2 separate regions of the Homo sapiens genome follow, and region 2 is linked to region 1. A link is an interaction called in ENCODE POLR2A ChIA-PET data of the cell type or tissue named here. Cell type or tissue: Caco-2. All regions are shown on one strand. Each heading gives the region's core, and the rest is flanking DNA. Links, peaks and the distances in the headings are about the cores only.

Evidence for each region. ChIA-PET counts read pairs that join two places held together with the same protein. Peaks named below come from ENCODE experiments on the same cell type or tissue, not always from the same donor. Only the 100,000 strongest peaks of a DNase experiment are listed, where the experiment ranks them.
Region 2: POLR2A ChIA-PET joins it to region 1 with 6 read pairs; 2 of 35 experiments call an interaction of 5 or more read pairs at or near these places.

The regions. Positions count from the first base shown.
Region 1 is chr11:12,538,464-12,543,833 of GRCh38, reverse strand. No RefSeq gene overlaps it. Among named protein-coding and RNA genes, the nearest start is that of TEAD1, 130 kb to the left of the region's middle. In Caco-2, for the core only: no CTCF peak of the experiment used is centred there; a DNase peak (open chromatin) is centred at 2,633.
Region 2 is chr11:12,640,243-12,645,612 of GRCh38, reverse strand. It overlaps LOC105376556 (a long non-coding RNA gene), which reads right to left. Exons shown (of 5, transcript XR_931039.2): 4 at 5,076-5,215; 5 at 3,887-4,029. Among named protein-coding and RNA genes, the nearest start is that of TEAD1, 31 kb to the left of the region's middle. In Caco-2, for the core only: no CTCF peak of the experiment used is centred there; no DNase peak of the experiment used is centred there.

The DNA of each region.
Region 1 (5,370 bases), core at 312-5,311:
GTTTTCAAACACAGATCTCAGAACTGTTTTTCTAATGATTCACCTCATGGTGTTACCTGGGGCTGGCTCTGCTCCCTAGTCTGCATATTTGTGTCTGAATCTTGTCTCATTCTGCCCCAGGTCCTCTCCAAGACTGAGCACCTTTACTTTTGTCTCTTGCAGCATCCCTGGACATTCCATTGCCCACCCAGATCACTTTTTTGGGATTGCTCACTTGGCATTCCTCAGCCACACATTATAGAATGTGAACATCCCAGGGTCAAGAGCCCTCATCTCTTTGCCCTGGTTGGCTTTACCATCTCCAGGACTGTCGCTGCTAGTCCAGATGCAGTTCCGTCCTTCAACCTAAGACTCAGAGTCCAGCCCTTGAGGCCTCTTCTGTCCTGGGGCTCAGCCTTTCATGCTTCTCTGGCGCTTTGAATCTGCCAAGTGCCTGGTCCCTAGCCAGAACCCCCACTTTCTTCCTGACGTTGGATATTGGATGCCATGTCTGCCTATGGGATAGTTTCTTCCCAGGTCCATCCCATCTAAACCTTGCCTGAGCTTCAGGAGCTCAGAAGGAGCATCACAGGAGCCCTGTAGTACTGTGCCCACGTCTGACCACCCTCTCTCTGTGTTTGGGCTACTGATCCCCAGATCTCTGCTGTCTCCAACATGGCACAGTTCTGGGCACTCTCTCCCTTTGAGAAGGAACACCAATGGCCAGATTTTGGAGCATAGATACTGACATCCTTCGCCCTGACACCCAGAAAAGAAAGCCAGGGGCTGGGCCTGATGTGAAAACCTCAGTCAAGCAGGTTGGCTCCACAAGCAGCAATAATTCCTTTGGGAAACAAGAGTGCCAGGCAAGGAGACCAAGGCAGAGACTCAGGTGTGTTGGGGAATGGGGAGAGACCACTGCTTAGGGCCACAGCCCCTTGGATCTTAGCTGCTAGCCTTGAGTAAAATAATGTCATTGGGGCACTGAGGGTCCACAAGTATGTTCAGAAACTGGATGAGGTGGAAGTTGCAGGTAGAGGCTTTATTAGCTGAGGTACACGGGGTCCAGAGATGTGTGCATGTGGGGGGTGGTGCAGGAGCCCACAGGGATGGCAGGTCGGCCCACCTGGCTTCCTGCCCATTTCCCTTTCTCACTTATGCAGAGGGAATGCCTCCTTTCCTGTTCTGGCTGATATGCAATGAGAATTTTATATTCATAGCTCCCTCATTGTATGTCATCCTGAGAGGTTCCTCCTGCCTCCTCAGTGAGCCACATCTTGGATCACAACATTGCTGAGTCTTGTGTACAGAGTGTGAATGTGACACATTTCTACCACCTTTGGGGACATCCCTGGGGAGAGGCAGGATATTTGGTTTAAATCCTGGCCCTAAAGCTGCGGCATCCCTGGGCTGGAATGTAGAGTAACAGGGCTGCCCTGAGGAATGAGCGGGAACTTGATCTGCCAAAGGAGACGCTCCACACAGGGGCCACACCTGGGCCGGGGCTCGCTGAGGCCGGTAGTGTGTGCCTCCTCCACAGAGGGCCTCCCTGAGGTTCTCTTAGGGGAGGGAACTACGCCCTGTGCCCTGCTACCTCTGGTTCTATGCTCAGAGTAGCAGGGCATAGGACCCACGCAGGTCTGGGAAGCCTCATAACAATCCAAAGACCCCCTCTTTCCCAAAACAGCCAGAGGAAATGTGCCATCGTGCAAAGAATGTGGGCGTGGGAATCACACAGACCTGGGTTGGATCCCACCTCTGCCACGTGCAAGCAGTGCAACCTTGAGCAACTCACTTACAACTTCTTGGAGGCTGTTTTATCATCTGTAAAAACATGAAGTTAATCACACCTACCTCAGAGGGTGCTGTGATGATTAGAGAAAATGCTTACATACAAATAACATTCAAACATGTCAGCAGTTTTAATATCAGCCCCAAGAATGGAGGGAATGGGGGGTCAGAGGTCCCTGGAGCCAGCTTTGCCATCAACGGGCTCTGTGACCTTGGGCAAACTCTCTCCCCTCTGCAGTGGTGGGGCTAGATGCGATTATTTCTAAGAACGCTGAGCGTCCCACCTCCAGGATTCTTCTTTCTCTTTTCTTTTCAAGCAGCCCCCGTTCTGGTCTCAGGGAGGCAGGTTCTGAGATGGAGGTATATGAGCAGGTGGCTTACTGGGGAGTGAGCCCAGGAACAACACCAGTGAGGGAGCGAGAGCTCAGGGTGAGGAGCTAGGCTGTGATATGCAGTGAGGGTGGCCTCAACTGCTCCTACCTGGAGCTCTGGGGCTGGAGGGAGGATCTTGAAAGAGCCTCTTCCCTTCAGAGATGTCCAGATGGAAGAAAGTGTATGCACTGACTGTGTGCACCGACCAGTCCTTGGGTGCCCATGCAAGGGCGTGTCATCTTGGAGATAGGCTCACATCTTTCTTCAGCAGGGCCTATCATGCAGTGGGAGGCAGCTGGGGGTGTGGAGGGTAGGGAGAGAGGGAAGAATGAGTGCCTTGGCCCTCAGGGCCACCTGGGCAGGGGGTACCACAGCATCCACTGCACAAGCCCTTCCTGCTTCTAGACTTCTCTAGAGTGGAGATTCAGTCTGCTGGCTTCTCAGTCTTGGACCTGGCCTGCCCTGGCCTTCGCCAGCAGGGGAGAAATCAGTGTCTGTCCACGAATACTCATCCACTGTCTGCAGCTGCCAGGAATTCTGAAGGCAAAAGCTAAGGAATTCAAAGCATCTATGACTTAGCAGGATTGTTCCAAAACTGCAGACTTCTCCAAAGAGCCTTCTGGATTTCATTGTGAATGCTTCTCTCAGTTCTTAGAACATAGCCAAGGACTCCCGCCCCTCACTTTTCAGGGCTGTCCTCTGGCTGCTGGGGTCAGTGGGCCTTGGTGAGCTTGCCTGGGGAATGCGTGGGTGTTTGGAACCCTTGCCTTCCTGCCTAAAGGTAAGATGCTTGGAAGCTGGAGTCAGACAGTTCTACCCCTTTCTACAGGGTTATTTTGGCCACTCCACTTAACCTATCTGGGCTTCTTTGCTCATCTCTAACATGGACTTGGTACTACCCTCAGAACCTAGGGACGTGGCTTTTCTGGAGGCTAAAAACAGAACATCTTGAGCAGATAAACATGCTGCCTTCTGGTAAATATGTAGTTTGAGTGGTAGCTACTATCTTTCTATATATTTTACCTCCTGCCCCATCCCCAATCATAACTGATTGGTCCAGGAGTGGGCATTAAGAATTTATTTGGAGCCTTGTATTGGCATCCTGAGCTATAAAATTTGTACAAGGCTACAATGGCAAGCAGCTTTCCTTGTAATATTCCTGTCTCCCTCCCACTCTCCCAAAGACATCACTAGTCAAAAGGCAATGGGGAGAGTGCTGGGTTGATTAGTAATGTCTGCCATAGATATGTGAGGAGCAGAGGAAGCATGGTACTATTTGCCAACCCTGGCCTAAGGCTTGCAGGAATAACGGTAGCACTAGGAACCCCTACTGCTGTGGAGCTTTCAGGTTTACAGAGTGTCCATAGCCACACTATTGTTGAGCCTCTTCACCAGCCCTGGGTTGTGGAGTGGCCCTCCTCGGTGTGGGATGATTACTCTCATAGTTGGAGCATAGGTTCAGGAGAGAGGCCTGAAGATGGCGGGGTGGGAGACACTTCTGAGCCAGGCAAAATCAAACCAGGATTCAACAAGTGACAAGCCCCCCTTACATCCTCACTACCGACGGAGAGGCTCAGAGGTACAGTGATTTGCCCAGTATCAGACAGCTAGCAAATGCCAGGCTTGAACATAGGCCCTTTGCCCCTAAATCAAAGTTTTCAGGGGTTCTGGCTATCCTAATAAAATGTGCTTGCACTCTCTCCCCTGGGCTTCCCCTGAGTCGAGTCTCTAGCAGTGTAACCTGACTGCAGATTTTCACATTGGGAAAATCCAAGAGAAGAAACTTGCTGCCTGTGACTTGTTTTCTCTCAGTCCCTGGAATTTGATTTTGTAAAATGATCTCATAGGCTTATTATAAACATGCATTGATGTACATCTTCAACTTTTGAAACAGCCAGTGTGAGTAAAGCTGAGTCACGAATGGAGGAAGCAGAGCCTTTCAGTAAAGTCTATTCACATATGGGCACAGGCTGTGCCAGTGGAGCCGTGTGCTTCCAGGCAGGGCTCTGGGCTCAAGTAGGCCGTAAGTCAGGATTGCTGTCATCTTGCTTTTTCAGTCCCCTGTCTCTGGGTCTACTGGTGTTCCCAGCCACAGTCTCAGGAACCAATCTGCTGATGTGCAGTGTGGGGAGGTAGAGGTTCACAGGCAGGCAATAACTCAACAGCCCTGGAAAAGTTCTGTTATTAAAGACCTAGTATCTACCTGGAGCACCTGGACATTGTTTGATGACAGCACCCTCCTCCCTGGCTCTCTCATCCCTCTCACGGGCCTAAGCTCCTGCCTTCACCTGCCCTGCACAGCAATTGCCCAATGGGACTCAAAAAGCCCACTACTAATTCCAGCTGGTCCCCTGTCTGAGGCTGGCAGACTGGGCCAGCCCCCTCTGTGTGGTGCCATCTCCCCTGATCTCAAGCCCTGCTTGCTGCCTGTCGCTTAGCCCTACCTGCTGGAATCCTCCTTTCCCTGTACACCTGCCTGAACTGTGACCAGCTTGTGTGTTCCTGCCTATGAGACCTCAGCAAGCCTGGCTATTTCCCTGGGCCCAGCACTGGTCAGCTGGGGTGGTGCTGCAGACTCCAGCCTCTGTACCACCCATGTCCTTCCCTCTCCCCCCAACTCCAGTCCAGAAGCCGGGAGCTCAACCTGCCTCTAGCTTTCTACCCAGAGGAGGACAGCCCCCCAAGTCCCCACAAGGGCAGAGACAGGCCACTTGTTTGTTGGAGAGGAAGTGAGGCTTCCTCAGGCATTCATACCTGTGCCTCTTCCCAGAGTACTCCAAATAACCAAGTGTTTCGCATAAAAAGACACAGAGCATACCCTTAAAAGAATACTTCAAGGCTGGCACTTATAATTCTAGTGCTTTGGGAGGCTCAGGCCAGGAGTTCAAGACCAGCCTAGCAACATAGACTCTGTCTCTACAAAATAGAAATAAAGAATTAGACAAGTAGGGTGGCATGTGCCTCGAGTCCTAGCTGTTTGGGAGGCTGAGGCAGGAGGATTGCTTGAGGCCAAGAGTTTGAGGCTGCAGTGAGCTATGGTTGTACCACTGCACTCTAGCTTGGGTGATAGAGTGAGACCCTGTCTCTAAAAACAAACAGAAATGGAACAACTTCAGAGTTCGGATAAACCTCTTTGTTTAATTTCAGAGTTTCCTGCAATCAGTTAAGAAAAGCCCCACCACTCCCCCTCCGTCAATTAACTAGATAAATACATAAAGTCAAGAGGAA
Region 2 (5,370 bases), core at 210-5,209, 100 kb before region 1:
GTTCCCTCTTCTGTTTCTGATATTAGCAATTTGTATTTTCTCTCTCTCTTTTTTTTTTTAAATTAGCTTGCATGGCTAGAGACATTGGTTTTGTTGATCTTTTCAAAGAAACAGCTTTTGATTTTATCAATCTTCTCTATTGATTTCCAATTTCAATTTCATTGATTTCTGATCAAATTTTTTTTTTTTTTTTTTTTTTTGAGATGGAGTTTCACTGTGTTGCCCAGGCTGGAGTGCAATGGCACAATCTCGGCTCACTGCAAACTCTGCCTCCCAGGTTCAAGTGATTCTCCTGCCTTAGCCTTCAGAGTAGCTGGGATTACAGGTGCCCGCCCCCTGCCCAACTAATTTTTGTATTTTTCTTAGAGATGGGGTTTCACCATGTTGCTCAGGCTGGTCTTGAACTTCTGACCTCAGGTGATCCACCTGCCTTGGCCTCCCAAAGTGCTAGGATTAAAGGTGTGAGCCACTGCGCCCGGCCAATATCTATCATTTAAAAAACGGTTTTCCATTGTTGCCCTTGTTCTATGTTCCTATTTTTGTCTTTTTTTCTTCCTCTTGTGGTTTTAAGAGAGCATTATCTATAATTTCATTTTCTCTCCTTTCTTAGAGTATCAATTTTACTTCTTCTTATTTTCTTGCCCCTCTGCTTCTTTTCTAGTGTTTGTAATTTATGTTCACAACTATTCCATGTTCGCTTTCAAACAACACTATACCACTTCATGGGTAATGTGAGTACCTTATAACAAAATCATCCCAATTCCTCCCTCCTGTACCTTGTATCACTGCTGTCATTCACTTATACATAAGCATATTAGTGAAAAAATATATATAATTAAATACATTGTTGGTATTATTATTTTAAATAAACTTGTCTGTTAGATCAATTAAGAATTAGAAAAATAATAGTTTTTATTTTATCTTCACGTATGCCTTCTCTTCTGTTCCTTGTTTATATAGATTCAAGCTTCTCACCTATATCATTTCCCTTCTCTCTAAAGAAACTCTTGTAATATTTTTTGAAACTCAGGTGTACTGGTAACGAATTCCTTCAAATTTTTTTTTTTTTTGGTCTGCAAGCCTGTATTTCTCCTTCATTTTTGAAAGATAATTTTTCAGGGTACAGCATTCTAGGTTGGTGGTTTTTTACTTTCAACGCTTGAAGTATTTCACTCTGTTCTCTTTTTGCTTGCATGCTTTCTGAGGATAAGTTGGATGTAATTCTTATCTTTGCTTCTATGTAGATAAGGTGTTCATTTTCTCTACTTTTTTTTTTTTTGGAAACCGAGTTTCTCCGTTGCCCAGGCTAAAGTGCAGTGGCATGATCTCGGCTCGTTGAAACCTCTGTCTCCCAGGTTCAAGCGATTCTCCTGTCTCAGCCTCCCAAGTAGCTGGGATTACAGGTGCATGCCACCATGGCTAGCTAATTATTTTTGTATTTTTTGTAGAGATGGGGTTTCTCCATGTTGGCCAGGCTGGTCTTGAACTCCTGGCCTCAAGTGATCCACCGGCCTCAGCCTCCCAAAGTGCTGGGAGCACAGGAATGAGCCACCACACCCGGCCATTTTCTCTACTTGTTTCAGGGTCTTTTTCTTTATCTTTGATTTTCTGTAGTTTAAATATGATATACCTAGGTGTAGGTTTTTGGCATTTATGATGCTTGATGTTCTCTGAGTTTCCTGTATCTGTGGTTTGGTGTCTGACATTAATTTGCAGAAATTCTTAGTCATTATTTTTTCAAATATTTAAAATAATTATCCTTTTAAAAATAATTTTTTGTTCCTTTTTTCTTCTCCTTCTAGTGTTCTCATTATGTATATTTACACCTTTTGTAATTGTCTCACAGTTTTTAGATATTCTGTTCTGTTTTTTTCTAGTCTTTTTTTCCTATTTGATTTTCGACTTTGGAGGTTTCAACTGAGATATCCTTAAGCGCAGTGACTCTTTCCTCAGCTGTGTCCAGTCTACTAATAACCCCACCAAAGCAGTCTTCATTTCTCTTGTTGTTTTTGATCTCTAGCATTTTTTTCTTTGAATTTCCACCTCTCTACTTATATTGACCATCTGTTACTGTGTTCTGCCAACTTTATCCATTAGAGCCCTTAGCATATTAATGATATTTGTTTTAAATTCCTGGTCTGATAATTCCAATATTCTTGCCGTATTTGAGTCTGGCTCTGATGCTTGCTTTGTTTCTTCGAACTGTGTTCTTTGTTTTAGAGTATGCCTCATAATTTCTTCATGATGGCTGGAGATGATGTTCTAGGTAAAAGGAACCGCCCTAAACAGGCCTTCAGTAATGTGGTGGTAAGGTATTGTGGGGTGGAGAAGTGTTCTACAGGCCCATAGGTAGTTTTCAGTGTTTTAGTGATCCTGTGCCTCTGGACTGTGAACTTCACATGTGCTTCTCGGCACCTCCCAGCCCAGGCGGAGCAGAATAACAAGAGTGGGCTGGAGTTAAGCATTTCCCTTCTCTCACATGGAAATCTAGAAGGGGCTAGAGTTAGGTATTTTTCTTCCTTCACGTGGAAGGCTACAACCAGCTGTAATAGATTTGGGTATTTCCCTTCCTCCATGTTAGGTGCTGATAAAACTCCAGCTGGTTTGGCTCCAGTTAATTACTTTCTCCTGAGGGCAGACCTTGTTAAGAAGAATAAAATGCACTGGTGTACTTCAAAATGGTTCCCTTTTCTCCTCTCTTCTGCTAGCAGCACGAGGAGATTTTTCCCCAAAATCACTGTGAGACCCTGTGGATTCTAGCAGTTAAAACCCACTAAAGTGTAGGGTCCCTGATGACTGGGACCCCATGGAGTTTTTATCTCCAGCAATTTATCAGCTACAGTTCAGATTTCTGTACCCCAGCATTGGTTCTGAGGAAGTTTCCGCATGTGGTTTCTGCTGTGGTAAGTTGTGATTCTCTGTACTCACCGGTCAGTCTTTCCAATTTTTGGGGGGCAGAGGTTTGCACCTTAATCTCACTTCTTTCTCTGATCTAAGAAGAGTAGGTTTTTCTGTGTGCTTAGCTTTTTAATTGTTACAATGAAATGGTGACTTCCAAGCTTCTTACGTGCTAGACTGGAAACTGGAAGTCACCAGTGAAATTTTTACCTTTTACTGTTGGATGTATGTGTGGTGTGCAGTCAGCTATCATAGGGCAGGAAGTTTACATTTTTGTTCCAGATTCAGCCGGGGACTAGTAACTTGGAAGTTTCCTCTCTGACTGCTCCTGAGAGGAAGCGGCCTTGTGTGTGCACACAGTCTTCTAGACTGCCAGGGCTGAGTGTGATTTTATTTTTAAGCTTGGCTTCATAGGAGTTGCCTCTTGGGGCAGAGTGGCTTATTGTTCACTTAGTGTTTTGTCAGATGTTCTGTTTAAGTTCCTTGTTCCAGTAAAGCTTCACCTTGTGTTGATGAGTCTGTGAGGCTTGGGGAATGCTTTCAAGTCCGCCCCCACGTCTGCTCCAATTGCTCCTGTGTGGGGGCAGCCTCGTGCTTGCACACAACCCTTTTGACCCCTAGAGTTGACTGTGATCCTACCAGGCCTCTTTTTAGCTGTCTTTCCCTGGTTCTATTAAACTTCTGTTCTGCTGTTTTGCTTGTATAACGGAGCTACCAGCCTCCTCTTAATTATTCTCCACCTGATCTTTATGGTTTTCCACAGCGTTGTTGTTTTTTGTTTTTCTTTTTTACACAGGGGCTTGCTCTGTTGCCCTGGCTGGAGTGCAGTGTGCAGTAGCATGATCACTGCTCACTGCAGCCACGACCTCCCCACACTCAGGTGATCTTCCCACCTCAGCCTCCTGAGTAGCTGGGATTACAGGCATGCACCACCACACAGGCTAATTTTTGTATTTATTTATTTATTTATTTTTAGAGCTGGGTTTTCCCCATGTTGTCCATGATGCACAGCATTCTTAGGCCTGGAATTCTCCACTCTGTGTTCCAAACAGCTGGTCCCCTCAGGCAGAGCCGCAGAGCTCTTCATCTCATGGCCTGCCTCTCCTCTGGGCAGAGACCCTGTGCTATGCACTGGAGTTGGGGGTGGAGACCTACTTATCGATGTGACACCCTTGCTCTATGAATAGGGTTGGGGTGGGTGGATGGTAATCCCTTGTCTACTTGGCTTGACCTTCCTGGCATGGAAACTCTCCTAAGAGCACATGGAATGTGGGCAGAGAGCTATTGGACTGCCAGTGTTTGCAGCTTGCCATGCCTGAGGTAGTTTCTATCCTATGACTGAGGGCTGGGTGGAGAAAGAGTACCCTGGTCATCTCGGATGTGTCTGCCTAGAATACAGCTTCCATGATCCAGAGATGGTGGTGGTATCAGGGATATGGTGGTGGGGGGGGGATGTGGTGTGGGGGGGATGTGGAGGTGGTGGGGGGGATGTGGTGGTGGTGGTGGGGGATGTGGTGGTGGTGCTGGGGGGGATGTGGTGGTGGGGATGATGTGGAGGTGGTGGGGGGGATGTGGTGGTGCTGGGGGGGATGTGGAGGTGGTGGGGGGGATGTGGAGGTGGTGGGGGGGATGTGGAGGTGGTGGGGGTGATGTGGAGGTGGTGGGGGGGATGTGGAGGTGGTGGGGGGGATGTGGTGGTGGGGGGGATGTGGTGGGGGGGATGTGGTGGGGGGGATGTGGTGGGGGGGGATGTGGTGGTGGGGGGGATGTGGTGATGGGGGGGATGTGGTGGGTATGTGGTGGTGGTGGGGATGTTGTGGTGGGGGATATGGGGGGAATGTGGGAGTATGGTGGGGGGAGGTGGTGGGGGGGGTTATGTGGTGATGGGGGGATGGTGGTGGCTATTCTGGAAGTCTTACCCATAAAATAATCTTTAAAAAATGGAAATTTGCTCTGCAGCTATTCCTCCTCTCTAACTTAAAGCAATTTAATGATTCCCCATTGATTTTTAAAATGAAATCTAAAATTCCTATGCTGGCCAACCTATGTAATCTAAGCCTACATCTCCAGCCTCATTTTGAGCCAATTTCATTCTTAGTGTTCTCCCACTGGGAACAACAGTTCTCTCACAGTTCCTCAAACGTGGCAAACTCTGTTTTGCCTCAGGACCTACTCACTTCCTTTTCTTTACATGGCTCATTGCTACTCATTGTCCAGAATTCAGCTTTAGCATCAGTCTTCAGCAAAGCCCACTTTTTGCCTCTTGACTTGTATAGATCCAATGCTCCATTGAAACTGAGATCTTCCCTTTCCACACCTGTAATAATTTAATTATTTCAAGTTGTTTATTATTATTATTATTTTGGAGACAGGATCTTGCTCTGAGACCTGGGCAAGAGAGTGAGCAAGATGACAGCTCACTGCAGCCTTGACCTCTCAAGCTCAAGCGATCCTTCTACCTCAGCCTCCCTA